Linked DNA regions of Homo sapiens: regions 1, 2, 3, 4 and 5 are each linked to region 6. Evidence: chromatin contacts called from ENCODE Hi-C or POLR2A ChIA-PET data. All regions are on one chromosome and are shown on one strand. The core of a region is the stretch at or near the end of the contact, and the rest is flanking DNA. Distances in the headings are between cores, read along the strand shown. Region 1 overlaps LOC105377159 (a long non-coding RNA gene). Region 2 overlaps LOC105377158 (a long non-coding RNA gene). Region 3 has its middle 99 kb from the start of RYBP. Region 4 has its middle 37 kb from the start of RYBP. Region 5 overlaps FOXP1 (forkhead box P1). Region 6 holds the start of EIF4E3 (eukaryotic translation initiation factor 4E family member 3).

Evidence for each region. Hi-C counts contacts between places; a loop is a spot of excess contacts on that map. ChIA-PET counts read pairs that join two places held with the same protein, here RNA polymerase II (POLR2A). Pooled maps may share reads with other maps.
Region 1: a map with no recorded cell type shows a loop between it and region 6 (2.5-fold over the local background). The contact joins the enhancer-like site here to the promoter of EIF4E3 in region 6. A Hi-C loop is called at or near these places in 3 of 37 single-sample maps with no recorded cell type and 4 of 50 pooled maps.
Region 2: a map of dorsolateral prefrontal cortex shows a loop between it and region 6 (2.7-fold over the local background). The contact joins the enhancer-like site here to the promoter of EIF4E3 in region 6. A Hi-C loop is called at or near these places in 1 of 168 maps with a recorded cell type or tissue (dorsolateral prefrontal cortex), 3 of 37 single-sample maps with no recorded cell type and 10 of 50 pooled maps. POLR2A ChIA-PET finds 5 or more read pairs at or near these places in 2 of 52 experiments (AG04450 and Panc1).
Region 3: a loop to region 6 is called in a map of chondrocyte, with 4 times the contacts of the local background. The contact joins the enhancer-like site here to the promoter of EIF4E3 in region 6. A Hi-C loop is called at or near these places in 3 of 168 maps with a recorded cell type or tissue (chondrocyte and naive thymus-derived CD4-positive, alpha-beta T cell) and 9 of 50 pooled maps.
Region 4: a loop to region 6 is called in a pooled map, with 6 times the contacts of the local background. The contact joins the enhancer-like site here to the promoter of EIF4E3 in region 6. A Hi-C loop is called at or near these places in 5 of 50 pooled maps. POLR2A ChIA-PET finds 5 or more read pairs at or near these places in 2 of 52 experiments (activated T-cell and activated naive CD8-positive, alpha-beta T cell).
Region 5: a map of naive thymus-derived CD4-positive, alpha-beta T cell shows a loop between it and region 6 (4-fold over the local background). The contact joins the enhancer-like site here to the promoter of EIF4E3 in region 6. A Hi-C loop is called at or near these places in 2 of 168 maps with a recorded cell type or tissue (both naive thymus-derived CD4-positive, alpha-beta T cell) and 7 of 50 pooled maps. POLR2A ChIA-PET finds 5 or more read pairs at or near these places in 1 of 52 experiments (GM12878).

The regions. Positions count from the first base shown.
Region 1 is chr3:72,308,989-72,313,486 of GRCh38, forward strand. It overlaps LOC105377159 (a long non-coding RNA gene), which reads right to left. Exons shown (of 3, transcript XR_940960.2): 3 at 3,364-3,509. Among named protein-coding and RNA genes, the nearest start is that of RYBP, 140 kb to the right of the region's middle. RefSeq lists enhancers at 1,358-1,667, 1,848-2,027. Within about 2 kb of position 1,528, at least 17 of the 41 ENCODE cell types and tissues checked have a DNase peak (open chromatin) inside an H3K27ac peak, as active enhancers do.
Region 2 is chr3:72,287,758-72,292,529 of GRCh38, forward strand. It overlaps LOC105377158 (a long non-coding RNA gene), which reads right to left. Exons shown (of 6, transcript XR_001740749.3): 4 at 4,666-4,758; 5 at 4,415-4,506. Among named protein-coding and RNA genes, the nearest start is that of LINC00870, 140 kb to the left of the region's middle. RefSeq lists a cis regulatory region at 1,070-2,306 and an enhancer at 3,787-4,287. Within about 2 kb of position 1,619, at least 5 of the 41 ENCODE cell types and tissues checked have a DNase peak (open chromatin) inside an H3K27ac peak, as active enhancers do; they include dorsolateral prefrontal cortex, where a contact is called at or near this core.
Region 3 is chr3:72,345,297-72,350,091 of GRCh38, forward strand. No RefSeq gene overlaps it. Among named protein-coding and RNA genes, the nearest start is that of RYBP, 99 kb to the right of the region's middle. Within about 2 kb of position 2,820, at least 10 of the 41 ENCODE cell types and tissues checked have a DNase peak (open chromatin) inside an H3K27ac peak, as active enhancers do.
Region 4 is chr3:72,481,728-72,486,287 of GRCh38, forward strand. No RefSeq gene overlaps it. Among named protein-coding and RNA genes, the nearest start is that of RYBP, 37 kb to the left of the region's middle. RefSeq lists an enhancer at 782-1,282. Within about 2 kb of position 1,369, at least 16 of the 41 ENCODE cell types and tissues checked have a DNase peak (open chromatin) inside an H3K27ac peak, as active enhancers do.
Region 5 is chr3:71,126,041-71,130,241 of GRCh38, forward strand. The region is part of intron 6 of FOXP1 (forkhead box P1); the gene reads right to left. Among named protein-coding and RNA genes, the nearest start is that of FOXP1-AS1, 160 kb to the right of the region's middle. RefSeq lists an enhancer at 3,685-4,201. Within about 2 kb of position 1,396, at least 10 of the 41 ENCODE cell types and tissues checked have a DNase peak (open chromatin) inside an H3K27ac peak, as active enhancers do.
Region 6 is chr3:71,722,892-71,727,456 of GRCh38, forward strand. It overlaps EIF4E3 (eukaryotic translation initiation factor 4E family member 3), which reads right to left and starts at 2,511. Exons shown (of 7, transcript NM_001134651.2): 1 at 2,301-2,511. The coding sequence starts at 2,476. RefSeq lists silencers at 1,916-2,035, 2,166-2,235.

The sequences.
Region 1 (4,498 bases), core at 278-2,777, 590 kb after region 6:
TCCCTAACTCTCTTCTCTGAGGCTCAGTGTTCTCATCAGCAAAATGAGTATAAGAATTCAAACTTCTGATCAGGCATGTGGTGATTCACGCCTATATTTCCAGCATTTTGGGTGGCCGAGGCAGGTTGCATCACTTGAGTTCCAGAGTTCGATACCCACCTGGGCAACATAACAAGACCTCGCCTCTAAAAAAAAAAAAAAAAGAATTCAAACTTCTTGGGGGGAGTTGTGAAGATTATCTGAGGTTCAACTGACTCCTAACTTGAGACCCAGTTAGTTATTACATAATAGTCACAAATTCAGTTGGCAGCACTCAAAAATTTATTTCCTAAGGGTAGATTTTTTACAAAGTGGGGTTCCAGTCCCAGTAATCTTTCATTCCTTGACAATACCAATTAATTATGATTGCTTGTTGTGGCTTCTCAGCCTCAGCACTGACATTTTGGGCTGGATACTTCTCTGTTGTGGGGGGCTGCCCTGTGCATGGTAGGATGTCTAGCAGCACCCCCAAACCCCACCCACTAGAAGCCAATAGCAGCTGCTTCTTAGCTGTGACAGCAGAAATGTCTTCCAGACATTGCTAAATGTTCCCCTAAGGGGTAAAGTCATTCTCTCCTCTAAGAACCACTGTGATAATAGCATAAAATACAAATATATATTCGTATAAACATGTATTAAGATATTGTGTTGAATGTGTACTGTAAGCCCTATATTATGCATATCCCATTGGGGAAGCTTATCAATGTGGACTGAGCCAGCTGAGGTCTCTTAAAATAAAGTCCGTATAAATTGGAGGGAAGACACCACTTCCTGAAGTAGGCAAGCCCGAGTGTCTTCCTGCCCCTAGGGACTTTCAAACTGCATTAAAAATGAGAATCATCTGTCTCAAAAATGTTTCCTTGTCAAGTTAATTGAATGGAGGAGGAGGTGGGGCAATGCCCAATCACCTCTTCCGCCTCCGTTTTAGCAAAAGCCAAAGGGCTTCTGGGAGCAACATCAGGATTTGTGTAGTGTTGGCGTCTTAAAGTCATGCTTTACTTTTTAACGATTCTTTTTAAGTTATAAAAATAATGCCGACAGCCAAGCCATGGCGGGTGGGAGGGAGGGATGGGGGTGTCCACAGGTAAAGACCAGGAAGATAGCAAAATTCAATTGAAGGCTGTCCTAGACGTTGCATGGAAGCCGCGGTTGCCTCTCACTAGCTGGTGTCCTTGGGCTAGTTACCTAATCTCTGACAGGGCTGACTTCACAAGCCTGTGTCCCAGGCAGTCACTCAGGGCCTGTGATCAGAAGGACACCTCACTTGGTTTAACAGTCTGCTGTGGTTTCAGTCTTGAAGTTCTTAATTTTTAAACCAAAGACCCCACATTTTTATTTTACACTGAATGTCCTAAATCATGCAGCCAATCCTGCTCTCTGAACTCAGTTTTTACATCTGTAAAGTGGGGGTCATGACACCCTCCCATTGCAAGACGACTGTGAGGGTTACACACTAGTCCAGGGGCTGACAGCTCTCAGCACTGCAGTTCCCTGCCCGGCCATCCCAGTGGCTGAAACAACAGTGTTTGCAGTCATTCTCAGGCCCCATCTCAGAAGGAAGTCTTTAACGACGGGCCTGAGACCATGACTCTGAGCTTCCGGAACCTTTGAAATTCTCTCTGTTTATTATTTTTGTGACTACCATCTGTTTCCTGTAGCAATGAACTCTTTAAATGAAAAGGTCTGTGGACTGAGGGGTGGAGCAGGAGGACAGCGGGGAGACTCCACCCTCCAGGGCAGCCTGGCTGGGGAGGAGAGTCCCCAGGGGAGAGTTGGCAGAGCAGAGCAAACAAGCAGCGTCCCCAGAGTGCCTGCAAGGCAGGAAGGAAGATCGCCTTCTCACGTTGCACCCTGTTCAGCTTTCCGAAGAGGGAGACAAAGGTGGAGTTGGAGCCAGTCCTCAGATTCGCGTGACTCCATGGCCCATCTTTTGCCTCCCTCTGCACGCCATGAGCTTCTGTAGTTAAAGGGCTCCTGGGGGCTGCGGCTCACCATCGCCCCACCTCCGCAGGTGGACTCTGGCAGGTTCAAGGAGGTAGAAGTGCTGAGGGACCCTGTCCTCTTGTCCTTTCTATCACTGCTACCCCAGCAGGTGTCCAGGCCCCCACCCCATCTCCACAGTTTGCAGATGGCCTGCGATGCTGAAACAGGAACATCCATGAGGGAGAAGTCGAAGGTGCCAGACAAGCACTCGGGACATGGCTGGAGGTTCCCCTCTGAGCTAGGAGGTCCCACCAGCTGTCCACAGAAAGGACCACCTTTGCAACTCCCATGTGTTGATGCTGTATGGTAACGCAGTAATAAGCTGGAGGGTGTGGAGGTGCTGACTGAGAGCCCTTGGGCATTGTTGGTGGGTGACCCAAGTCCCCTCTCCAGGAGGGGCTGGGCAGTACCTGGAAACTGAGTTTCCTCCAGCCCACATGGCCGCAGGACCTCTCTCCTTTATTGTGTCCCCTCCATCTCTCTTCCTTCCCCACCCAGAAGAAACCTTGCCATCTCCAGGCCCAGAAATTCATCTTGTTCCCAGCTCTCCTCCCCACTTCCGTCACTGATGCCCATCAGTCCTTCTCCTCCCCGCAGGCCTAAGATTTTGCAACTCCAAGGCCAAGAGCTGACATTCTCTTCTCTCCGAGTTGCTGCCTCTCCCGAGGCAATGAGAACAAAATGCACACAGCAGCCAGAATGGAGGAGGGGACGAGGGTAGAGAGAAACACCAGGAATAAAAACCTCATGCCTTCATACTTTCAGAGTCACCCGCCACCCCACTACATGCTCTTGAGGATTTATGGCAAGACCCATGATGATTTTTTTTGCTGATTTGTTTCACAAAAAAAAATTGACCTATGACTGTGGGAATGTGTCACCAAAGGAAAATAATCTCTTAGGTGACAAGATGCTGGAGGAAGGAGAGGTCCCCTTGCCTTGTGCCTCAAGACACCAAACTATCAAAGGAGGCACAGGGAGAGACCCAAAGCCCAACATTACCTGGGCTGGTACTGATTTCTTGAGGCTGAAACCAATCAAGTTTTCTCAGCCCCAGGCCCCTGTTCCTCCACGCTCTGAAGATGACCATCTGAGGCCTTTAGAAAGTCACTTTATGAGACAGTGGTCTCATAACAGTGGTCCATAGGTAGTGGTCACCACAGAGTCTATGATGAAGCCACAGGGGAATTTGTGGGAGTTTTAATGTTCAACAAGAAAGCCTACTTACAGGGAAGTTAGACGTGCTTCCATCCTTTGCTTCTTTCAATGGCAGCATTATTTAGCCAGTACGTTTTAATACCTCCGTTAATTAGCATAAAAAATATTTTGGAAATGTCCTCACCCACCTTGGGAAGGCTCCCAGCCAGGTTACAAGGGGAAGTCTTCTCTTTTCCCCTCAGTAAGCGGGAGCAGCTGCAGATAGACTAACCATCGTCTACCTTCTTGTTGGTGAGAATAACTGTCCAACCAGCAGCACGGAGGCAGTTCTGAGAATGAAGGAGCTTGCTCAATGACTAATCCGGAAAAGAAAGTCCCTCATCCTAATTTAGAAGGTAGCTCCAGTTCGTGGCTTTGCTAAACTGCACCTCCTTTAGTCATTTCATGCCAATTCAACCCCTTTCAACAAACGCATTTTCCAGTTTAGAGCTGGAATGGCCTTGGGAGGTTTTGGAGGCCTGGAGGATGGGAGGGAAGTAGGTGAGGCAAGATTGGGCTTAGAGCTGCCATCAGAGAGCCCCCTGGGATGCTTGTCAAATGTTGATCCTGGGTACAAGACCAAGTCACAGAATTTTTTTGCTGAATGTGTCCCTAAATTAGTAACACTTCAAGTATTCCTCCAGAGTTCCTGCATGGTGCTGCTGGGAGATCCCTGCCACAAACCAGTCAGCTGATCTCAGGTACCTTTTATCTTTTATTTTATTATTATTATTATTTGAGACAGAGTCTCTCTGTTTCCCAGGCTGGAGTGCAGTGGCACAATCATGACTCAGTGCAGCCTCCTGGGCTCCAGTGATCCTCCTGCCTCAGCCTCCCGAGTAGCTGGGACTACAGGTGTACACCATCACAGCCAGCTAATTTTTTTTATTTTTTGTAGAGACAGGTTTTCACCATGTTTCCCAGGCTGATCTTGAACTCCTGAGCTCAAACGATCCTCCCACCTCAGCCTCCCAAAGTGCTGGGATTACAGATCTGTACCAGGCCCTCAGGTACATTTTATAACACTTCAGAGTCTATGTCTCCAGTTATAAACTGGAAATCATACGATTTATCCTCCCTCATAATACAGTGAGTTCCTCCTATCGGAATCATGGGCTGAGGATAAGGACCCATGTCTTAGTTATTTTCTGCAGGGTCCAGTACTGGTACCTATTAGTAATAACAAAAACAATAATAATAATTAAGTATCCTTTCTTGAGGACCCACTGTGAGCCAGGAACTCTGCAAATCACTGATTATACATTCTCTCATTTCATCC
Region 2 (4,772 bases), core at 369-2,868, 560 kb after region 6:
TTCCTGTCATTATTCCCTAAACAATATGACATAACAAGTACTTACGTGGCATTTATATTGTATTAGATATTATCAGGAATCTGGAGATGGTTTAAGGTATATAGGAAGGTGTGCATAGTTTATATGCAAATACTATGCCATTTTATATCAAGGACTTGAGTATCCTTGGATTTTGGGTGCACGGGGGTCCTGAAACCAATCCCCCATGGATACCAAGTGATGACTGTACCAAAAACTGGGTGGCTTTAAATGACAGTGTATTCTCTCCCAGTCCTGGAGGCTAGTCCAAAATCAAGGCTTCAGCTGGGCTGTGCTCCCTCTGAAGGCTCTGGGAAAGAATCCACCTTGCCAAGGCAGTTCTTAACAATCATCGGTGTTCCTTGGCTTGTGGCCACATAACTTACCTCTGCCCTCACAGGCCCATCTTCTCTGAGTCTTAGCTCTGTGTGTATCTGGCTCTGTGTCCCAATTTCCCCCTTTAAGAACACCAACCACATTGGAAAGGGCCCATCTCACCCAGTGACCTCAACTAATTACATCTGCAACAATCCTATTTCCAAATAAAGTCCCATTCTCAGGAACTGGGGGTTAAGGCTTCAACATATCTTTTTGGAGGGATGCAATTTGATGCCCACCAGGCACCTTATATGTGTTATATTCTTCAATCGTGACAGCAGCTGTGAGACAGGTGTGCTTCTCCAGGTATCACACAGAGGAAATTGAGGCCCTGAGAGGTGAAGCGACCCTCTTGAGAGCCCCCAGGTAGGAAGCTGCAGAGCTGGAAGCTGAACACAGCTCTGTGACAGGCTGAAGTCCATCATGTGCTCTTCTAAACAGTATTGTCTGCTGTAGCCCACCCTGGCTTTAAGGAGGAGAAAGCCAATGCGCAGGCTCCTAAGCCAGGCTCCTCGAGTTCAAGTCCCACCTCCACTGCTGACTACCATGAGACCCCCACACATTCCTGACCTCCTTTAAGGCTCCCCCTGAAAAATGGGAATCAGAGCAGTGCCTGCACCACAGACTTATGATGAAGATCAATTTAAATAATATATGAAAAATATTTAGTAAGCGTACAGTGAATGTCAGTTGCTGTCATTATCATCACAGTTACATTTAATATTCTGAACATTAAACACCACGAGCCTCTATACAAAGCTCATATTTCCAGGCCACAATTCAGGATCATTTTTGTCTTTCACTCCTTGCTACAGCTGCCCACGAGTGATTCCAGGCAGGGCCATGACGGCTGCTGGGGTGGGCGGTGCCAGCCCTTCTCCCCCATCCCTGCGTGCCCCCCTGCTCGCCCCTGCTTGCTAATGCCCATGTGACATGAGACTCTGAAAGCAGCGATAAAAACAGCAGCTCTTAATCTGCCTGCTGCATGTGGCTTTATCTGAACCCCTCCTCCCTGGGCTGCTGGGGGCTCAAGGGGAGATGGGCAGATTAAGAGCAACGTTTCCGACATGCCCTCCCACCTCCTGCAAACTGGGGCTGCCGCCAGCAGATTTCCTCAAAGCCCAGCGAGGCAGCCGCCGGAGGAATGTGCGGCCTCCTTGGCATGGCAGACATTCAAGGGAGCCCACAAAGGCGCTGTTATGAAAACCCTCTGGAGCACGGGGTAGGATGGGAGCGTTTCATTTGCAATTGGGATTGCACATTTCAAGAACGGGAGCTCGGCAACAGAACGCATGCATGTGAACACACACGGCTCATAATTAATTCATTTCACTTCCTCCTGTTGAAAAAATATTGCAGGAGATGGGGGGTGGAACCACCAGTCTGAGCAGGTAGTTATTTCTGTGCCTGGGGCTCAGCCTGGCTGAGAACCAACCTGTCTAACATGGAAGCTGAAGGGCAAGTAACTCTCGTGCGGGCTCCTGCCCCAGCCGAGGTACAGCCAGCAAGGCGTTCCTGGGTGCCCGGAAGTGGCTTCCCCAGACTGGTCTCCTCCACCTGCATTTTGTGTGGTCTTCTCATTCTTGGACAAGATTGTCTTTTAACTGCTAAAAACTAGAGATAGAGCTAGGAGCTATCACTTAGCCACTGGCACTTCCCAGCAACTCCCCAGGAGTTACAATGCTCAGGACGTATTGGCAAACTTGTAGGAACTACAGGACCCGTGCGAGGTCCTAGATAAGGTGAGGAAAGCCCCACTCCCTTCCCTCAAGCAGCCTACAGTTCAGAGGGAGGAGGCAAGTTAAGTAGGTGTGTGCATGGCCTACTGTGGAAGAACAGAAGGGGAAAGCCAAATCTAGCCTGGCAGTCAGGGAAGGAGAATGGTACATCCACGAGGAAATGGAAAGAATGAACAGGAGTTAGCAGGGAGAATCAAAAGTGCAAAGACCCTACAGCTAAGAACAGCCTGGTACATTCTGGAATATTCTGGAATGGGAGGTTTAAGGGGTGGTGATGGTGCCAGGAGGATTAGAGTTAAAAAAGCAAGGGTTTAAAAACTGACTTTGGTTTCTCTATCTGAGGGGGCACTCACTTAAAATGATAAAGACAGGCTAGGCTCAGTGGCTTACACCTATATTTCCAACACTTTGAGAAGCCAAGGCGGGAAGATCGCTTGAGCCCAGGGGTTTGAGATCAGCCTTGCCAACATGGTGAGACCCCGTTTCTACAAAATTTTAACAATTAGCGGGCATAGCGGCATGCCCCTGCGGTCTCAGCTACTTGGGAGGCTGAGGTAGGAGGATCACTTGAGCCCTGAAGGTCAAGGTTGCAGTGAGCCGTGATCATGTCACTGCACTCTAGCCTGGGCGACAGAGCAAGACCCTATCTCAAAAAAAAAAAAAAAAAAAAAAAAAAAAAAAAAAAAAAGAGGTCCTGATAGCCCAAAATGGTCATGAGTAAATTTTACTTGATAGAAAAAAAAAATGTGTTTTTTTTCATTCTATCACTTACTCATGTAAATAAATGTTTACTGAACATCAGCAACATACCAGGCCCTGTGCTAGTTATTGATTATTCAAAGGTAATTCAGATGTGCTCTTGTCTTCAAGGAGTTCACAGTCTAACAGAAACAGAAGTCATCGCTAAGGTTGTTCGTACACTCAGAGGTCCCAGGCGCCCTATGTGCCCTGTCCCATTTGTTCCTCTGCAGGCTCTGCCTTCTAAGTGGGAGTGGAGGGAAACTTCGGGACGCATTTGTCCTCCACAGTCACTCAGTGCCCTATGTCAAATGCGTGGTGGAGAGGGGACGGGGACATGGAGAGAGGAAGAGACAGAAACAGACAGGCAGACATTGAGACAGAGAGAAGCAAAGATAGGAACGGAAAGAGATAGAAAGACAGTCAGACAGTGGAGAGAAACTGACTAAATAAACAGAGGACCGGGAAAGAGAGGGTGGGAGAGAAAAACAGATAAATGCAGAGAGAGAGAGAGAGAGAGAGAGAGAGGCAGAGGCAGACAGGTAGAGGGACTGGGAGAGAGAAATAGAAGCAAGGTACAGCCTCATTCACAGAAAGAGAAAGAAACAGAGGGAAAATGAAAGACTCCAGACTGAAAGGGGCAGAGGCTGGGAAGGTGACACCCCAGCTGAGTTCTTTCTTTAAAAAAAAATCCAGGGCTCTAGTGCTTGCTAGCTGGGGTCTGGCTTGGCTGGTCTCCAGGTGTCCCTACAGGCACGGCTGAGTCAGAGCCAACACGGTGGGAGAGGCTGGGGCTCTAGACACAGGGTCCTGAGACACCCAGTCCAGGGGAGTGGGAGCCAGCTACAACAGCTCACCCTTCCCCAGGTGTTTTCCTCCCCACCCGTCCCCACACACCTGGCCAAGGCCCTCACTGCAGGGACTGACTGGTGCACCTGAGGAGTTAAGGTTGCCGAGAATCCTCCAGGACTAGCCCCTGCAACTGGTCCCCTGCACAGTCTGGCCAAGGAAGCAGTCTCCAGAGCTGCTGTGTGTGGAGTCCTGTGGGCTGCCTGGGGCCCTCAGCTGTCCGGCCACTGTGTATGGGGCTGTCTTTTGGTGCCAGGCTCTGCATCCTCACAATAAGGCAGGCACTTGTAGCCTATTTTACAGGTAGGGAAACCAAGTCCTGGAGAAGTCAAGGGCTTGTGCAAGATTACACAGCTGGCACACCTAACTAGTAAGTTCACTGCTACCGTGCTAAGCATTTGTCATTCATTATTACGGAAACCCTTGAAGCAGGCTTTAGGAGCGCCATTTTATAGATTAAGAAACTGAAGTCTGAAGAGGTTAGGCAGCATGCTTGGGTGACAGTACCAGTGTCGAAAAGAGCTAGGATGAGAACCTTGGCATGCTCGTCTCAGAAGCTCTGAATCCCTTCCGTACACACCCCTAGCCCCAGGACACACACCTCTTCTCCCTTGAAACCTCAGCATCCAGGACCTAGGAGAAAAACGGATTGCATCTTCTGATGGAGACATGCTATGCCCAGTGGCACTCACCTTCCACAGCACGGCTGCAGCCAGCGATTTGCCCTCAGCCCTATTTCTCTACCCCAAGCTTTCTCAGCCTGGGACCACGAAATCCAAGGAGTCTGTGGATAGAATTCAGAGGGTCAGTGGACTTGGGTGGAATCATTATTTTCACTAACTTCTAACCAAAGTTCAGCATTTGTCTCCATTGTAAATGTGACAAACTACAGTCAGATTAGCAGCGCCTGTGACTGTCACCAGTAGAAATCACAGATAGTTACCTATGGAAGGACAGTTGCTGCAGACGTCTCAGCACATTATGCATGTTCAGCACCACTTCAAGCTTCTGGTAGCTGTGAGACACACTGCCAGACCTTCTCATTTAACG
Region 3 (4,795 bases), core at 1,570-4,069, 620 kb after region 6:
ATTACAGGCATGATCCACAGTGCCCGGCCAAAAGCCAAAAATATTTTCCATCTGCACCTTTAGAGAGAAAGGTTTCTGACCACTGCCCTAGAATTTATTCTCTGCCGGTCCCCAAAGGGATCTTTAAAAATGCTGACTCAAGTCATGGCACAACGTGTTTAAAATCTTTTGAATAAAATCCAAATTCCTTCCCACAGCCCAGGAGGCCAGTAGGATTCAGTACCTCTCCCACTCTCACCCCCACTGAGTACATTCCAGCACTGGACATTTTTCCATTTATGAGCTGGGCTCTTTCTAACCTCAGGGCCTTTGTGCATGCTGCTCCCTCTGTCTGGAATGCTTTTCCTCCAGCTCTAGGTCTCAGCTCAAATACCACTTCCTCTGAGAGGCTTTGCCTGACACTCTCCATCCCCACACCCAGTCTATTTCCTTTCTAGCAGTGATCACAGTTTTTGTCATTGTTTTATCTGTCTAATCTCTCTGGGCTGCAAGCTCCTGGCGCTGTGTTCCTGCTGCTCTATCACATAGTAGGTGATCTATGAATATCTGCCAAGTGAATGCAGCACTGGCATCCAGGCTATGGGACTCCCAAGTCACATGCCTGATGCAGACCCTCCTCTCCTCTCTTTCTTCCCCGCACTGCATTCAGAAAGCAATATTCATCAAAGTCTACGGAGGAACTAGATAACTCCAAAGAGGTGGATAAGCAGGCCTCCGCCCTCAACAAATTCCCTGAGGACCAAATCCTCCCAGTTCAGCCCCTTTCCTCCTTCTTCAGAAATGGATGACCAGAGCAAACAGGCCCCCACAATGGCTGCCTGGGAGCAAGCCGCTTCCCCAGAAAGACTCTTGCTGCTCCACACCCGGGCCCCGTCAAAGATGCCCCCAGTCCTCATCCCCCAAGGGGCCTCAGGACATAGCGAGGCTTCCCTGGAGAGGGCAGCACTGCAGAACAGGGATTGGTGCCGAATAGGGACCAGATCCAGGTATAGTGGGTTGAACGGTGGCCACCAAAAAGACATGTGTAAGTCCTAACCCCTGAAGCCTGTGAATGTGACCTGATTACATTTGAAAAAAGGTATTTGCAGATGTAATTAAATTAAGGATCTCAAGATGAGATCATCTTAGATTACCTGTGTGGGTCTTAAATCCAATGACAAGCATCCTTTTAAGAAAGGGAAGAGGTGAAGATACCAACACAGAGGAGAAGGCCATGTGAAAACAGAGGCAGATATATTGGAGTGATGGGGCCACAGCCATGGAAAGCCTGGAGCCAGAATCTGGAAGAGGCTGGGAAGCATTCTCCCCCAGCGCCTTCGAAGGGAGCGTGGCCCTGCTGACAACTTGGTCAGACTTCCGGCCTCCAGAACTGTAAAAGAATACTTTTCTGTTGTTGTAAGCCACCAGTTTGTAGTTAATTTGTTATGACAGCTACAGGAAACGAATACACAGGGGAAGAGCGAACTCACCTCTTGCTTCAGCCCATGAAGAGCATGCTTCTGAGAACCACAGAATTTTCTGCTGGAAGGAACAGCAGAGCTGAGTCACCCGACATTGCCTAAATCCCAGCATCCCGGCCCCACCTGACTGCTGTTTCTACTTCCACTCACCACCCTGCTGCTCTTCCCTTAGCATTTGCCTTCTAACTGACTTAACTTTTTCTTACTCAAATGTATTTACAGGCTGGGAGCCATGGTTCATGTCTGTAATCCCAGCATTTTAGGAGGCCGAGATGAGCGGATCACTTGAGGCCAGGAGTTTGAGACCAGCCTGGCCAACATAGTGAAACGCAGCCTCTACTAAAATTAAAAAAATTAGCCTGGTGTGGGGGCTATGAATATTTGTTGAGTGTAATCCCTGCTACTCAGGAGGCTGAGGCACGAGAATCACTTGAACCCAGGAGGCTGAGGTTGCAGTGAGCCAAGGTCGCGCCACTACACTCCAGCCTGAGCAACAGAGCGAGACTCTATGTCAAAAAAAAAAGCCATATAAAATATTTACAAATAGAACTTTATGTCACTTATCAGAGGGAGAAGCAGCACCGCATGCATTCATTCACTCCATCCTCTTATTCTGTCAACGAAACATTTATGAAGCACTGACTGTGAATGGGGCAGTATTTAAGGCTCTGGAAACACAGTAGGGATGAAGCAGACAAAAAAACCCCGTCCTTGTGGAGCTTGCATTCTCGTGCAGAAGGGGCTGGGAATAGCTGCTGACTTGTCTATAGCTATGAAGATTAAAAATATTCCTTGGGGCCAGTCATGATGGCTCATGCCTGTAATCCCAGCACTTTGGGAGGTCAAGGTGGGAGGGTCACTTGAACCTAGGAGGTCAAGGCTGCAGTGAGCCATGTTCATGCCACTGCACTCCAGCCTGGCAACAGAGCAAGACCCTGTCTCCAAAAAAAAAAAAATTTCCTTGGTTGGTATGTCCCCTGATTGTGACCCCCACGTGGGGCAGTGCTCCCAGGGAGGGAGTTGAGGGCAGAAGCAGCATGGAGGCAAAGGCCAGGGTTTGAATTCTGGGCGTGCCACTTGCTGCTCTGTGCCCTGGGAACCTGAGATTTCCCTCCAAGAAAGCTGAAGGAGTCTCTAGGGCCCCCGGTCTCCTGCCACTAAGGGCCTGCAGTTCTGTGAAGGGGAAAAGCTCCTCCGCCAGGGGCAGGGCGGGGCCGGTCTGCAGGGCGAGCACAGCCGCATTCCAAGGTACAGAGCTGCTGGGCCCAGAGGTGGCCTGGAGAGAAGGCGAGAGCTGGCGAGAGGGACGTTCTGGGAGAGAAGGCGCAGCCTGCCAGAGCTCGGAGCCCGTGCCAACCCCGGCCTCCTGTGAGCAACAGGAAGGGGAGGTCGCGTGACTTGTGGGATCTGTGGGCAAAGAAACTGTGAGGCTGGACTTTCGCCCAGGGCAGACAGGAAGCCTGCTTCTGAATCCTCGAGTTAGCATACGCATCAGCCATTCACCAGACCCAGACAACCCGTTTTATATGGTTTACCCTCACAACCACCTCAAAGGCAGCATGACTATTCCCATTTGACAGATGCGGAGATCAAGACTCCTCAAGGGCACACAGCTCTAAGTGGCAGGGCCAGGATTTGAACCCAAGTCTGATCTCAACCATCTTACTTACCTTTGCCTCTATTTCTGAATTAGTAAGGTGTTGTTTGGTTGCAAGGGACAAATATCCAATTCAAACTGGCTTATCCCCAACCCCTACCCCAAAAAGAAATTTGTTGTAGTTTAGGGCTTTCAGGCACAGCTGGATCCAGATGCTCAATGTTCTCTCAATGTTGCCTCATCCTTTGGCCCTGTTTGCCTCTGTGTGAGCTTCACTTTATGGTATGAGAGGTACCAAATATGGCTACCAGAGGCTCCCAGCTTATATACTAGAAGCTTCACAGACTCACCAGAAATGTGAATCCCTGTTCTAATAGCCCTAGTATAAGTCACTGGCCCAGTTTGGGTGAGATGACCAGCCCAGAGACAGTCATATGGACAAGGATTTGCAGCAGTATTTCCATTGGCCAGGAATGGATCAGGTGTCCACCCCTGACGTTGGCAGGCCAGGGCAGTAACCTCTCACCCTCAAATCACAGGGACCGAGAATGAGGAGAGGTGATTCTCTAAGAGGAGATTGGGAATTACCAGCTGAATGGAGGCTTCACAAGCAGAACTGGTGGACATCCCCTACAGCCTCTCTGTGTTTCTCCCTTTAGTCTTTAGTAAAGTTTTTTTCTTTTTTTCTTTTTTTTGTTTTGTTTTGTTTTGGGAAAATTTCCAACCTCATTCTCATGGAAAGAAGAGGCAAAAGTTTTTAAGGCAAGGTGGTCTTGCAGTAAGCTGCCATTGTGTGGAGATGGGACTGCAGAGGAAGTGGGTTGTGCATCTGCTTTGTACAGTGATGGAATGCTTGGCTTCTTTTGGCCAACAGAATGTAAGTGAATGTGAGGTGAGCAGAGGTTTTAAATGTGCTTGCTGGTTTGGCTGGGTCTTTTGTACTTCTGCCATTCCCCATAAGACATCCTCTGTGAAACCTCTGATTCCAGAATGAAGCACATGGAACATTCCTGATCCTAACCCAAAGCCTAGAGCAGATCTACCCCCAGATGACCCACAGACCCAAGAGCAAGACAAAGAAAGAGTGTTGGTTGTGAGCCCCTGAGATTTTGTGGGGGTGCTTGTCATGCAGCATATCACAGTGCAAAATCTGACTAACACACTTTGAAAGTCTAGGGGTTCTTCCATTGAGGGAGGCCACTACTCTTGGAAGTAAACAGTCTGTCAGGAAGTGGGTCCTCTGAGCCGTGGCCACTCTATATTCTTCCCAAGATGCCCTAGGAACACAGAAGGGCTCAACCACCATATTTCAACCCCCACCCAGCAGAGTCTCCAGAAGGAATTTCAGCATCTTTTCTGGAGCAATCTGCCCTACCCTGCATCCTGAGTCTCCCGGGATCTTTACCAGCTGCGTGGCCATAAGCAAGTTAATTGCCCTCTTTCAGCCTTAGTTTCTTCACCTGTAAAAGGGAATGATACTAATCCTTAGCTTTTGGAGGAACTAATGGACAGAATGCATGTAAAACACACATTTATAGCACCTGGCACATGATAAATAGTTCAAAAAATGTTAGGTTTATAATTATTTGTTTTTGAAATTGCTGGAAGAGCAAAAATGCATTTGACTGTTCAGTCTGCTCCTCTAAGCCTTGGGAACACCATGCAATTGGTGTGTCTGTTCTCCGGAGCAGACAAACCCCCGGGTGCCTAAACTCAGAAGAGGCATTTGGGCCACTGA
Region 4 (4,560 bases), core at 119-2,618, 760 kb after region 6:
ACCTCCCTCCTGGAGAGCCCCAGGTTCTTCAGAACTCAGTAATCACTCTTTAACAAACAAAGAAAATGGTTTCAGCCCCACTGCAGCACTCTGACACATCTTCAAAAACTCCACAGATTTCCAGAAAGACATACCTTCTCCTGGTCAGTGGGGGTTACGCCCTCGGTCACCACTGTCATCTGGTCCTTAGCCATCATCCTCTGTTCCTGAAGCTGCCATTCTCTCTCCCCATCTCTGTTACCCCTGGACCACCTCACATCTGCCATGCCTCATAGCATCATGAACACAAAGCTGGTTCCCAAAAGTGTTTGTGGATAACGGAAGGGGTATTGCAGTCCTGCATATCTGGTCAATTACAGGAACACAGCATCCTGGTTCTTGGCTGGGTGCAGCGGCTCACATCTGTAATCCCAGCACTTTGGGAGGCAGGTGGATCACTTTAGGTTAGGAGTTTGAGACCAGCCTGGCCAACACGGTGAAACCCTGTCTCTACTAAAAATACAAAAAATTAGCCGGGTGTGGTGGTGCACACCTATAATCCCAGGCACTTGGGAGGCTAAGGCAGGAGGATCACTTGAACCTGGGAGGTGGAGGTTGCAGTGAGCCAGGATGGCACTGCTGCACTCCAGCCAGGGTGACAGAGCGAGGCTCTATCTCAAAATATTTTAAAAAGTAAAAAATAAATAAAAATAAAAAAAGCAATATAGCATCCTGGTTCTTGAGTTTTCTGGACTGTCCCTACACCGGGGGCTTCTCTTGCTCTAGAGATGTCCTTGCTAATCATTGCTCTCCTGAGCTGCCTCTGTTTTTCTCTGGACCCTCTCCTCTCAATCCCTTCCTGCTTCCCATCTCTGTGGCCTTGGCTTCTTCTTAACAAGCTTGCCACCCCCAACTTCAAATTCCTGTCAATTTGTTGTAAACAAGCTACCTCTGTTTGTGTCTTGCCTTTTCCCACCAGGGAGGTATAGACATGGTTAAAGACACGGCCTCTGGCACTGGAAGGCCTCCTTTTCACTCCCAGCTAGGCATTCTTCAAATCCTTCCTATCCCTATTTTACAGCTGACAAAACTGACTTCCGGGGGATTTGGTTTTGCTCAAGGACCCAGGGTCCTTCAGGGGTAGGTAGGAAAGATCTGGGACAACTCCCAGGCCTCTTCCAGGCAGAAGGAGAAGTAGGTTGGAGAATGCTAGTTGAGGGCACCTGCAAAAGCTAAATCAAGACTGCCTGAAGCTTAGGAGGAAGGAAATGTGTGTAGATTTAGTTCCTAGAGGGCTTATAAATAGGACCATTGCTCATTTGTCCTGAAAAGTCGCTGGGCAACCTTCCCGAGGTGAGGGGTGGGGGCGGGGCCACATGCCCTCCTGAGGTCATTTCTAGCTTGATGATTCACACGGCAAAATCCCAGCGTGGGTTCAGCGCCCCTCCCCGCACCCGCCCCGTGTACTTTCATTTTGCATTATGATTTTTCACTCAAGCTGATGCGAACCCAAATTGATGTCATTTCCCTCCCAATAAGCTCTTGACCAGAAAACATCTAATTCTCCATCTAGCTGGGATTTTTTTTTTTTCACTCAGTTTCTATAAAATCATGCTGCAGTTTGCCTCGATATTTTCTTCTCTTTTAAAGATAGCATTTGTCAAGGCTTATCTTCTGGTCGTAAAACTAATATATATGCTCACTGCAAAAGAATCTGGAACACAAGAGGCCTGAAAGAAGAAAATAAAAATTATATATAGCATCACACACGTAGACAAACAGGAAAGATCATAGTATGTTTTCTTTCTGTCTTCCCCTTGTATATATATCTTTAACATAATTAGATCAAATGCTTTTTTAAAAATCTATTTAAGAGTGAGAGGGAAGAATCATAGATTCTGGCTTCAGCAGAACATGTGTTTTAATAGGTTATATTTATTGAGGGCTGAAAATGTTCTAGGCACTTTACTCAGTGTGTATTGGTGGAATGTCAGCCATTTATGTTCATTGCTTTTCAAAATCCTCACAACAGCCCCTGAGAAAGATATTACTATCATGCCCATTTTACAGGTGAGGAAGCTGAGGCTCTGAGACGTCCCAAGAACAGCTGGTTCATAAAGCAGCTGGGATTAATTTTAATTAAAGTCATCTTGCTTCCACAGGCTGGGCTCTTAAACTTTTTATTTATTTATTTATTTATTTATTTATTTATTTATTTATTTACTTTTCATAGAGACAGGGTCTCACTGTGTTGCCCAGGCTGGTCTCGAACTCCTGGGCTCAAGCAATCCCCCCAACTTGGCCTCCGAAAGTGCTGAGACTACAAGTGTGAGCCACCACACCTGGCCAGCTATTAACCTTTATAGTATGTATAGAGTTTGTCACTTCATAGGGATAAGTGCTTCAATTGGGAATGCCATGAAGGCAACACTGGCCTGCTTCTCATGTAACTAAGAATTTTTTTTTTTTTTTTTGAGACAGGGTCTCACTCTGTCGCCCAGGCTGGAGTGCAGCGGTACAATCTCGGCTCACTGTAATCTCCACTTCCCAAGTTCAAGCGATTCTCATGCCTCAGCCTCCTGAGTAGCTGGGACTACAGGCACACACCATCACACCTGGCTAATTTTTGTATTTTTTGGTAGAAACGGGGTTGCACCATGTTGGCCAGGCTGGTCTCGAACTCCTGACCTCAAGTGATTCACCCACCTCAGCCTCCCAAAGTGCTGGGATTACAGGCACGAGCCACCTCACCGAGCCTGTAACTGGGAATATTTTAATCAAAGCACAACATACTCGTGGAACAAAGATCATGCTCCATTCTGACCTTCTGCAACCCTTTGCTTTAAAGAATATATAGGGAGAAAGGAAACTGGAGGAAAAGGTCATAAGCGTACTTGCCAGTGCTACTACAAGTTTGCCCATGCCTTCCTATAAGTGTTGCTATTTTAGTGCTTGATGGACATCTAAAGTGTCCCTGGGCATGGGGGAGCTGAGAGGTGCTGGGGCTCAGCACAGATGCTGTAAAGTGACTGCTCATTCTTTCTGTGGCCATTCATTGACTACCTACCGTGTGTCTCTCAGGCACAGTGCTCAGCATGTACTCCAAATGTAATCTGTATAAAACCAGCATGCCCATGGGGTCGGCTTCAAAGTGTTGAAGTGATATCATAATGTATTAGTCATTCTCATAAAGTATGCTCATAAAGACATACCTGAGACTGGGTAATTTATAAAGGAAAGAGGTTTAATTGACTCACAGTTCCACATGGCTGGGGAGGCCTCACAGTCATGGCGGAAGGTGGATGAGCAGCAAAGTCACGCCTTACATGGTGGCAAGCAAGAGGGCTTGTGTAGGGAAACTTCCCTTTATAAAACCATCAGATCAGGCTGGGTGCAGTGGCTCACGCCTGTAATCCCAGCACTTTGGGAGGCTGAAACGGGTGGATCATTTGAGGTCAGGAGTTCAAGACTGGCCTGGCCAACATGGTGAAACCCTGTCTCTACCAAAGATACAAAAAATAAGCCAGACGTGGTGGCACATGCCTATAATCCTAGCTACTCAGGAGGCTGAGGCATGAAAATCACTTGAACCCAGGAGGTTACAGTGAGCCAAGATCACGTCACTGCACTCCAGCCTGGGTGACAGAGTGAAACCCTGTCTCAAAAAAAAAAAAAAAAAACCATCAGATCTCGTGATACTTACTAACTACCTCAAGAACAGTATAGGGGAACCACCCCCATGATTCAATTATCACTACCTGGCCCCATCCTTGATACACGGGGATACAGAGATACAGCCAAACCATATCACATAATTCACACACACATACATACCACACACACCGTGTATCTGGAGGTGAAACATTATTTCAAAACAGCTCAAAATATTATACTGGCTCTATCTGTCAGGATGCTTTGATTGTAAGCAACAGAAACTGCCTCTACTGATCTAGGCAGAACGGGAATTTCTTGGAAGGATATTAGAGAGCACACTAGAGCAAAGGAATGGCTAAAAAGTCAGGCTTGGAGCCATTAGGCACCCAGCCTCTCCAGGAGGTTCTTGGCAGCAGAAAATGCTCAACAATCTCACTGAGCTGCTGTGGCTGGAATGAGAACACTCCAAGTGTTCTCTGCTTTGGGCCTGAATCCATGATTGAGATTTCAGGGAGGGAGTCCCCATTGGCCTTGCTGGCAGTCATGCACTGGGGAGGAAGGGCTGGCCTGGCTAACCATTCCACTAGACAATTTGGAAGATGGACCAGCAGCTGGGCAGATGACAAACAACGAAGGTCTTTGCATTTCTTGAGAATGATGACAGCCAACCACTGAGGCTGTGACAACACTTATAAAAAAAATCCCCCTTTCTCTTCTATCCATTTCTCTCACACGCTGAAGCTGCTCCACAGGATTTCTCCCTACAGTTATACGCAAACCTCACCCAACATCCACTCTTTTATACCCCGGCTGTGCAAAATGTATTCAGAGAACCAGCAGCATTTATAATCTCCAAATGTAATCTGTATAAAGCCAGCGTGCCCATGGGTTCAGCTTCAACATGGTGAAGTAGTATCATAATGTATT
Region 5 (4,201 bases), core at 146-2,645, 600 kb before region 6:
TTGAAAAGTGCTGTATAACTATAGATTATGAAAGTAATAACTTCATGGTAGAAGATATGTAAAATGTATACATGAATTGGGAGAAAAATAAAAAATATGACACCATCACCTGCAATGACACATTGTCAGCATTTGGGGATATGATTAAGAAAAGAAATTTTTGGCCGGGCGTGGTGGCTCACACCTGTAATCCCAGCAATTTGGGAGGCCAAGGCGGGCGGATCACCAGGTCAGGAGATCGAGACCATACTGGCTAACACAGCGAAACCCCGTCTCTATTAAAAATACAAAAAAAAAAATTAGCCAGGCGTGGTGGCAGGCGCCTGTAGTCCCAGCTACTCTGGAGGCTAGGGCCAGAGAATGGCGTGAACCCGGAAGGCAGAGCTTGCAGTGAGCCGAGATGACACTACTGTACTCTAGCCTGGGCCACAGAGTGAGACTCTGTCTCAAAAAAATAATCAAATAAATAAAAATAAAAAGAAAAGAAAAGAAATTTTCTTGGGCCAAGCACTGTGGCTCACGCCTGTAATCCCAGCACTTTGGGAGGCCGAGGCAGGGAGACCGCTTGAGCCCAGGAGTTGGAGACCAGCCCAGGCAACATGGCAAAACTCCGTCTCTACTAAAAATACAAAAATTAGCCAGGTGTGATGGTGCACACCTGTAGTCCCAGCTACTTAGGAGGACGATGCATGAGAATCCCTTGAACCCGTGAGATGGAGGCTGCAGTCGGCTGAGATAGCACCACTGTACCCCAGACTGGGTTACAGAGCAAGACTCTGTCTCAAAGAAAAAAACGAAACAAACAAACCAAAAAGAAAAAAAAAAACAAACAAAAAAAAAAAACAAAAACAAAAAAAAAAAGAAAGAAGAAAAAAGAAAAGAATATTTCTTAAGCAAAAACTGGAATCATTTTGTATGGTCTTTTGAAAATTACATTTTGAAATTAAAAGCACATTTTGAGTAGAGATTTTTTTTTCAAATCTAATTTCTATATTCAGGTTCCAACAAACAAACAGCTTCAGGAGCCAAACAACCCAGGCACCTCCACCCTACTGTGGAGTTTTCTGGAAAAGCTTTCAACGAAGGAGTCTGAACAGTAAATGGCACTTGTCTAATTTTTACACTGTGCTTTAGAAACCCAGGAAGGAGGCCCACGGCACTCCAGAATTGAAGAATCACACAGTACCATACCAGGTTAACAGCAGGTTTCAATTCTTTTGCCCCCAAAGCATGAAACTACAGAGCAACCGCTGACTTAACTTTGCAGCGCCCATAAGCAGTACTGTATCTGTTTCTTCACAAAGAACAAACTTGACTTGATTTTTGTGGAAGTTAAATTGCCAACATCATATTGAGTTAAAGAGAAACAAAACAAAAATCAGAAGTTTCAGCCCATGCTGTATCTTTAAAAAAAATACATCCTTTGACCCTAAATAGATTAAAATAAAGAACGATTAGTCTTCACCACCTCCTCCCTCCCCCAACCATCAACATCATGCACTAGCTATATTTTCCAGGCCAGTTTCTTCATGGTAAAACACTTTCTCATGAGACTGCCTGTGGTCAGGGCTGACTATGTCACAGGAAAAAATGCTTCTCATGATCTCTAGATCACAGCGCTTCCAGGTCTAGCCTGAGCATTAAATACAGACACACCCGGAAATTGTAAATGATTTTAACAACAGGACATTTTCCCACCTCAAAACTGGGATAATCTTTGCAGCCTACCTATGTCCCTGGGGTGTTCTGAGTATTAACAAGTTAGCATTAGTCAGGCACTTTGATTTCTACAGACAAAGGGCTCCGTATAAATACAAAGTATGATTATCCAACCCAACTGCCTTTTGGAGAGAGGCGGAAAGGCCACTGCTTCCATCCTTGTCTTCTCAAGGGCAAAGCAACCTCCTAGTTATCTGCAGGGCAATACTCATGAAAGTTGCACTGTATCTGAGCCTCTGCTGCACCGTTCCCTTATATAGTCAAGGAAGAGGGAATCCCTTCTGTGTGCATATTTTCAATTCACATTCCAAAACAGTATAGGCAATGAAACAGATTTTCAGTTGTGATTTATAGGTCTTGATACGACTGGGCCAGGCACTGTGCTAGAATCACGCACATCACTTCTTCAGGATGTGGAGAAGTAAGGAAGCCCCTACAGAAAATCATGTTCCGGTATTTAAAGAATGTGCCAGTATGCGCACATATATCAGTGAATGCCTACATATTAAGAATGATTTCACAAAGCCATGCAAACCCCACTTGAGAACTAAAAAAAAAAAAAACGCAAATTTTAAATCTAAATTTAATATAGATTTGAGCCTTTCCCTTGGCCTCTGGAGGAATCAATTTGAGATAATGACAGCCTTGAAGATAATGAAATGGGTTACATAATATTAAAGACTAGAAGGTATTTCTGAGGGACACAGACATATAAGTAGACTCTCTGTATTACAGCACCTGCCTAACATCTTTAAAGAGAGGGGCAAAATGTTGGCCTCTGATAAATTACGTTGTACCCTAGCCACAGACACTATGGTATACTTTCCTTTAGTTGAGCTATTCATGTTTAGCTTTAAACATCAGAATATAGCCTTCGACAAAACGGTAAGAGTCACTGGTTTGTCCAATGGTATTATTATTTAAAACACACACACATACACCACACAGTCGAACTACTGAGGCAGACATTCCTAAGTGAACTGTCTAGAAAAAGCTAAATTAATGAACCAAGTAATCCTGGGAAATCCTGTCCCATAAAACCATTAGTTGCAATAGGCTAATTCTCAATAAAAAGCCTGGCAAATTCTCAGAAGGCAAAAAGCCTCCTGAGCCTTAAGGGTTAACTCACTTGCCTTAAAAAAAAAAAGACACATATAATTTCCTTTTATCATAAGACAATGCATTTATTATTTTCTGTATATCTGTTAAAGGGCATGGCTTTCGGAGTGGAAAACAAAACAGAACTTGGTCACATGTTTATTTGCTTCAGCTACTCCCTTCCCCTTCTGATAAATAATCAAACATGCCATCCAGAAAAAACAAAACGAGCGAGCTGGGAAATTTGATGGTCATCAAATAGACTAAGATACCAAGAAAAGCAGCCCACTGTTCCCACACTGAGTTTTCGGCCCCCACACCTACACTAACATCTGAGTAAATACCTTCAGTCACTCTTTCCATTTTCCCTGCAATTACTCCTACTGTTAAACAAATTGTCCTTAAGGCAGTCGCAAACATCTTATTTTTTCTTGCAAAAGAGAACAACTTCTGAACATTCAAAAAAGCCACCATAGCGATAGCAATACACACACATGCACACACACATACATACAATTATTTTATGTATCTAAATGTTTCTTCTATGAGAGGTTTGGACAACCCCAGAGCATATTTCTTTCTCTATTCTAATAGATGCTGTTTTAGATACTAAAATTTAAAAATATTTAGACTGCGGACTAGCAAACGAGGTTCACAGTAATAACAATTCTCTTAAGATCAAAAGAGCTTATTTTCCATTTCCTGTCTATTCCCTGACCACCATATAGTTAAAAAAGAAATATTAACACCTGGCTTACCAATTAAACTGAAGTTGGGGGTCAGGGAAGGGGGGTGTGGAGGGAGGGGAGAGAGGCAAAAGGAGTGACTACAGACAGGAAAAGGTGGAACCTTTTTCAAAAATGTCAAATCATGTGTTTAAAAAGTCATTTCAACAGAAAGGACTAAGAGAGCCGTTAGATTGCTCTTCTACTCAGAGCCAGGAGGCAGCCCAAGTCCAAGGGCTTTTCCTGCTATACTGATTATCCACAAGGAAAATTTTGAAAAGAGCCTTCCAACATCAAAGTTAACAACCATCACGGAAAGTGAGGCAGGCTTTCCCTTTCCCTCTGCAGCCCACTCCGTTGAAACAATAGGAATATGAATGAGATAATGACCGTGCGTGTTTCAGCAGTCTGACTTTTATTGGCATGAAATTGGTACAAATATTACCAAGACCGATTCACAAATGATGACGGTGTCGTGATGCAAACATCAGGGGACAATTCTGTAGATGCAGAATTACAAAGGCACCATCCCCACATTCTCTTACTACTTGTGATAACAGGAAGAAAAAGAAGGCAACACGAAACAATGTCACAGTAAGCAGAGAGAGGTTCCAATCTACGTTTAGCCTATAAAACTATCCTGACACCACCCGGCTGCT
Region 6 (4,565 bases), core at 1,261-3,760:
TCTCTCATTTAATCCTCAGAACTGCCCTGTGAGACATAGCCTATGACTATCCCATTTTACAATGAAAGTGAGGCTTGGGGCAGCTAGATGGCTTGCTCATCAGCACACAGTAGGCTGGAAAGTAGGACAGGCCGGGAGGTAGGATGCCAAAGGGGAGTTTTAAGTAGCAAGAGGCCTTTGCATGCTATGGAACTCAAAAACCGATGTCATCTTGCCAGGCAGACATTGGCTATGCTGCAGGTAAGGCTGCCTTGGAGGGCTCTCCTGAGAACCTCACCAGTCTCTAGAATGTTGTTTACCTGGGGAGAAAAGTTACTAATGAACTTCTAGATCATAATGTGTTCATAACCTCAAGGGGGAGAGGGGCACCCTATATAAAGGTAATGGATTCCCACAGAAGGAGAAAAAGTTCAATAAAAATTATGAGTTGTTTGATCGGGCAAAATGAATTCATATGTACAATATTGGAACTCATTATAATTTCTAAATTAATACAGCCATTTCTATTAAAGATCTGGACACTGTGGCAATAATGTATTTCATTTGATGATCGACCTTTAGAGAACAAAAATGTGTAAATCAATAGTATAGATATAGTTTTTGTCTTCATTAAAGTTACTATAATCTTAAGCTACTAGTCTTAAAAGATTGTGTTATCTGTAGTATTGACATTTTAGACCAGTCCTTAAAAGTGTTGTTCCTACATGTAAACTAATTTTAGACCTGTTTAAAAAGAAACTCTCTTGATACTGTTTCCACCAGTCAGCAGTATTCACAATTTAGACCACAGGTCCAGGTTTAACACCTTGAAAACAGATACCAGGTAACAATAGCACAGTTGCAGCACACCTATGAAAACAGACACGATTTCATTCTGCTAAGGTCTGCCAAAAGCACGCTTGTTATGACAGTATAATGCTCTCTTAGCATCCCATAATGAAAGTGAAAATGTTTTGAAAGAACGAAACTCACTCCATCTCCCCCACCCCCAACTTTTTTGGGTCTCCGGCAAAGAAAATGGCAGCAAGTGACAATTCTTATAGACGGGTGCTATAAGAACCCAAAAGGAAAAAAGAAATGAGCTTGTCTTAACCAAAAAAAAAATGAATATCACTTTTTTAAAACAAAATCTTGCAGTCATTTTATGCAAAGCCTTTTAAAACCAGATTTGTGTGTACCAAGCAAACTTCTCAGAACACTGTCACACATTTCTTCCTAACACTTAGCCAGAATAGACACGGTTTCATCAAAATTTCCAAATGCTCTTGGGACAACCTTGAGGTGTCATCATTGGGCACCCACTGCAGGGCAGACACTAAGAAGGGGCTTTGCATTCATCCATCTATTCATTCATAACAATTTCTGGTGTTCTTACTAGGGACCAGGCACAGTTCTAGGTCCAAAATGTCCAAAAACAAAAATCCACTGCTCTTTTATCCTTAACTGAGGGGAGGTGTTGAGGAGCTGGGGAGACAGACTGAAAGTAAACAAATTCATATATAATAAAATCCAGCTGCATTAAGCATTAGGAAGAAAAAGAAGGCAGGGCAGGAGAATACAAAACGAGGGAGCAAGGTTTCTATTTTAGATACGGTAGTCAGGGGGTCTTTCTGAAAAGATGGCACCTGGGTTGTCCCTTGAGAAAGCCATAATTCACCCCCTTCCTGACAAGGTCAGCTGCTGCTCATTATTGAATCTCCAGCGCATAGCAGGTGTGTGGCTCCACTGTAGGTGTTCAGGAAATACCTGCCCAGTGGATGAGGAAGAACTGGAAGAGGAGTCCACGGCAGCAGCGGCCGGACACGGGGTGGGAGCGCCCGCCGTGCAATAATCATTGCACCACCGCACACCTCCCAAGGGATGGGCAACTTTTCCGAGCGCTGTCACAGCTGAGGTCGTGTCCTGAGCTCCCAGGCGCCCCGCGGGGTAAGCAGGACAGCCCTCTCCCTGCAGCAGGGACGCGGCCACCCCCAGCTCGCCTACCCTCTCCCACGGCCCTGCCAGCACGCCGCGTTCCGATCGGAAGGGAACAAGGGGTAGAAAGTGTTGCCGAAACTTTTCGGGCTGCGCTGTCCTCCCCCGGCCCGGAGGCGAGGACGCCGAACAGCCGCCCGGCGCGGCCCGAAGCTGGCTTCCGACCCGGCGGGGCGAGTCCCGGGGTGCGCAGGCGGACGCGCGGAGGGGCCGAGGTCTGTGCCACAGCGGAGCGGGGCCGGGGCGAGGGGCCGCGCCGAGACAAAGCGGCGGTGGCGGCAGGACCCGGGTCGGGGCCGTGCGCGGCGGGCCCCGCGCCCCCTCACCTGTCGAGCCAGAAGGTCCAGGACGAGTGCAGCGGGACCCCGCCCGGCTCAGGCTGCAGCGCCGACAGCTGCTGCAGGCCGAGCGGCGGCTCGGGGGCGGCGGCAGCGGCGGCGGCGCGGGACCCCGGCGGCTCCCGGGCCCCGGCGGGGGGCGCGGCGGCCGGGGGCAGCGCCATTTTCTCCGCCCCGCCTGCAAGGCCGGCGGACGCGCGGACCGCGGGGCGAGCGCGGCTGAGTCACCCCCGGCCCCCGCCCCGCCCCGCCCCGCGCGCCCCGCCCCGCCCCGGGCTAGCCGCCCGCCGCCCGCCGCCCGCCGCCCGCCGCCTTCAGGGCCTGGGAGCCGCGCGGAGGGGCCGTGGGAGGCACGGCCGGGCCGGGGCCGCCGAACAAAGACAGACCCACGGAGGGATGGGGGGCCGATCCCGCTCAGGCGCGGGCCCAGCGTGGGAGACTGACGGCCTGGCCTGGAGTGGCGGCCGGGGACGGGCTAGAGGGCCCACGGGGGTGAGAGGGACCGGGGAACGGTCTGCGGGCTGGCTCTGCAGCCATGCAAAAGGGCAGCGGGATGGAGCGGCAGGCTAGGGACAGATGGAGGGATGGATGGGACAGGGGATGGAGCCCCAGACCCACGTGGTGCGAGGGAAGGAGGGATGGACAGACATACCAGCAGTCAGAAGGATGGAGTGAAGGCTGGCAGATGGCTGGAGGAGAGAAGGAGGGATGGAGGGCAGATGGAAGCACAGTTGGGTGTGACAGATAAATGGAGAGGGGAACCGATGGCCAAATGGATAAAGAGACTCCAGTGCCCGCGAGTACAGAACAAAGGGCGAGAAAGAAGAACGAACAAGAGAACCACCGACTGGGGCATGAGGTTGGAGCAGGTGGGCTTTGCATTCCTCTTGGTGAGAGCATACTTCCTAACTCCGCTGATTTGAAGGGGCCAGAGCCCCCATCCCAACCTCTGGAGCTACCATGTGACCACAGTGAAGGCCTCAAGCCTGGCTTAACGTGTGGCTAACTTCAGAGAACATTTCCCAAAATCAGCCAAAGTATCCAGATCTGCCCTAAAGCACCGGCGAGTCGGGAGGAGGAAAGCGGGCACCTGTGAACACAGAGCGCTCTGCTTCCTGTACCTCTGAGCACCCAGGAAGTCCCTTAGGCGGTGAGATTCCTGAGCCCAAAGTAGGAGGGGCCCTCCTAACACAGCATCTCCCCAGGTCTCTGTCACTTTCTTTTTCAAAAGAAAAGCAAAGGCATGAGGCCTGTGAACACACATGTCACAACCAGCATGGACATCCTCTTTACACTTGAATTTCTAGATAGTTCCTCTCTGGCTTTGAACAGTGAAGGGCGTGGGATGCCATCTCCTCATTGACCTTCTACCTGGCCTAGCATGTGTTCTGTTCATGCCTTGAGCATTCGCTGGGATGGAAGAGCTACAAAACAAGATGAGTTCAGGGGCATCAACAGCATCATAGCAGACTGTCATGAATCCCAGAGTAGATGCCCTCCCTAAAAGGTAATCAAGGTCACATAAAGTGACAATAATAAAAACAAGACCGCTGCTTTAAACTTAACTTCTATACAACATACAATGCTGGAAGCAATGACAGATTTTATAAAATCTGTCCAACACTAAAACAGGGGAGGGTGCTTTTGGTTAGATGCATTTATCTTGTTGCTTAATATCTCCTTTCATTTTTCCAAGAAGCGTGGTATATGGCATTGTTTAAACTGCTCTGAGCACTTTACCCGTAATAACTCATTTAATCCTTACAATAAGCCAATGAGGAAGATACTATTAACCCATTTTACAGATGAGGAACAGAGATAAGATTAAGATAACCCCAAGGTCACAGAGCTAGTAAGTGGGACAGCTGGGATTTGAACATAGGTATTCAGACTCCAGAGTCTAGACTTTCAACTGCCAGACTCTCCTACCTCTCTACACAGAACACTAACAAGTCCACAACGTAAAAACAAGCTGTGAATAGTAGGTCTCCCTCCCTCCCAAGACTATCAATCTTCATTCCCAGAGGAAACCACTGGCAACAGTTTCCTTCCAGAAAAATGCAAGTATGCACATGCAAGCATATATCTAGATTCATAAGTTATAAATCTATATCTTTTTTATAACCAAAATGGAAGCATTTAATACCAATGCTGTACCTTCTTATTTCACTTAACATTATATCCTTGAAGATTTTTCCATATCAAAACATATAGATCTACTTTATCTTAAGGGCTGCAAAGTAATTCATTGTA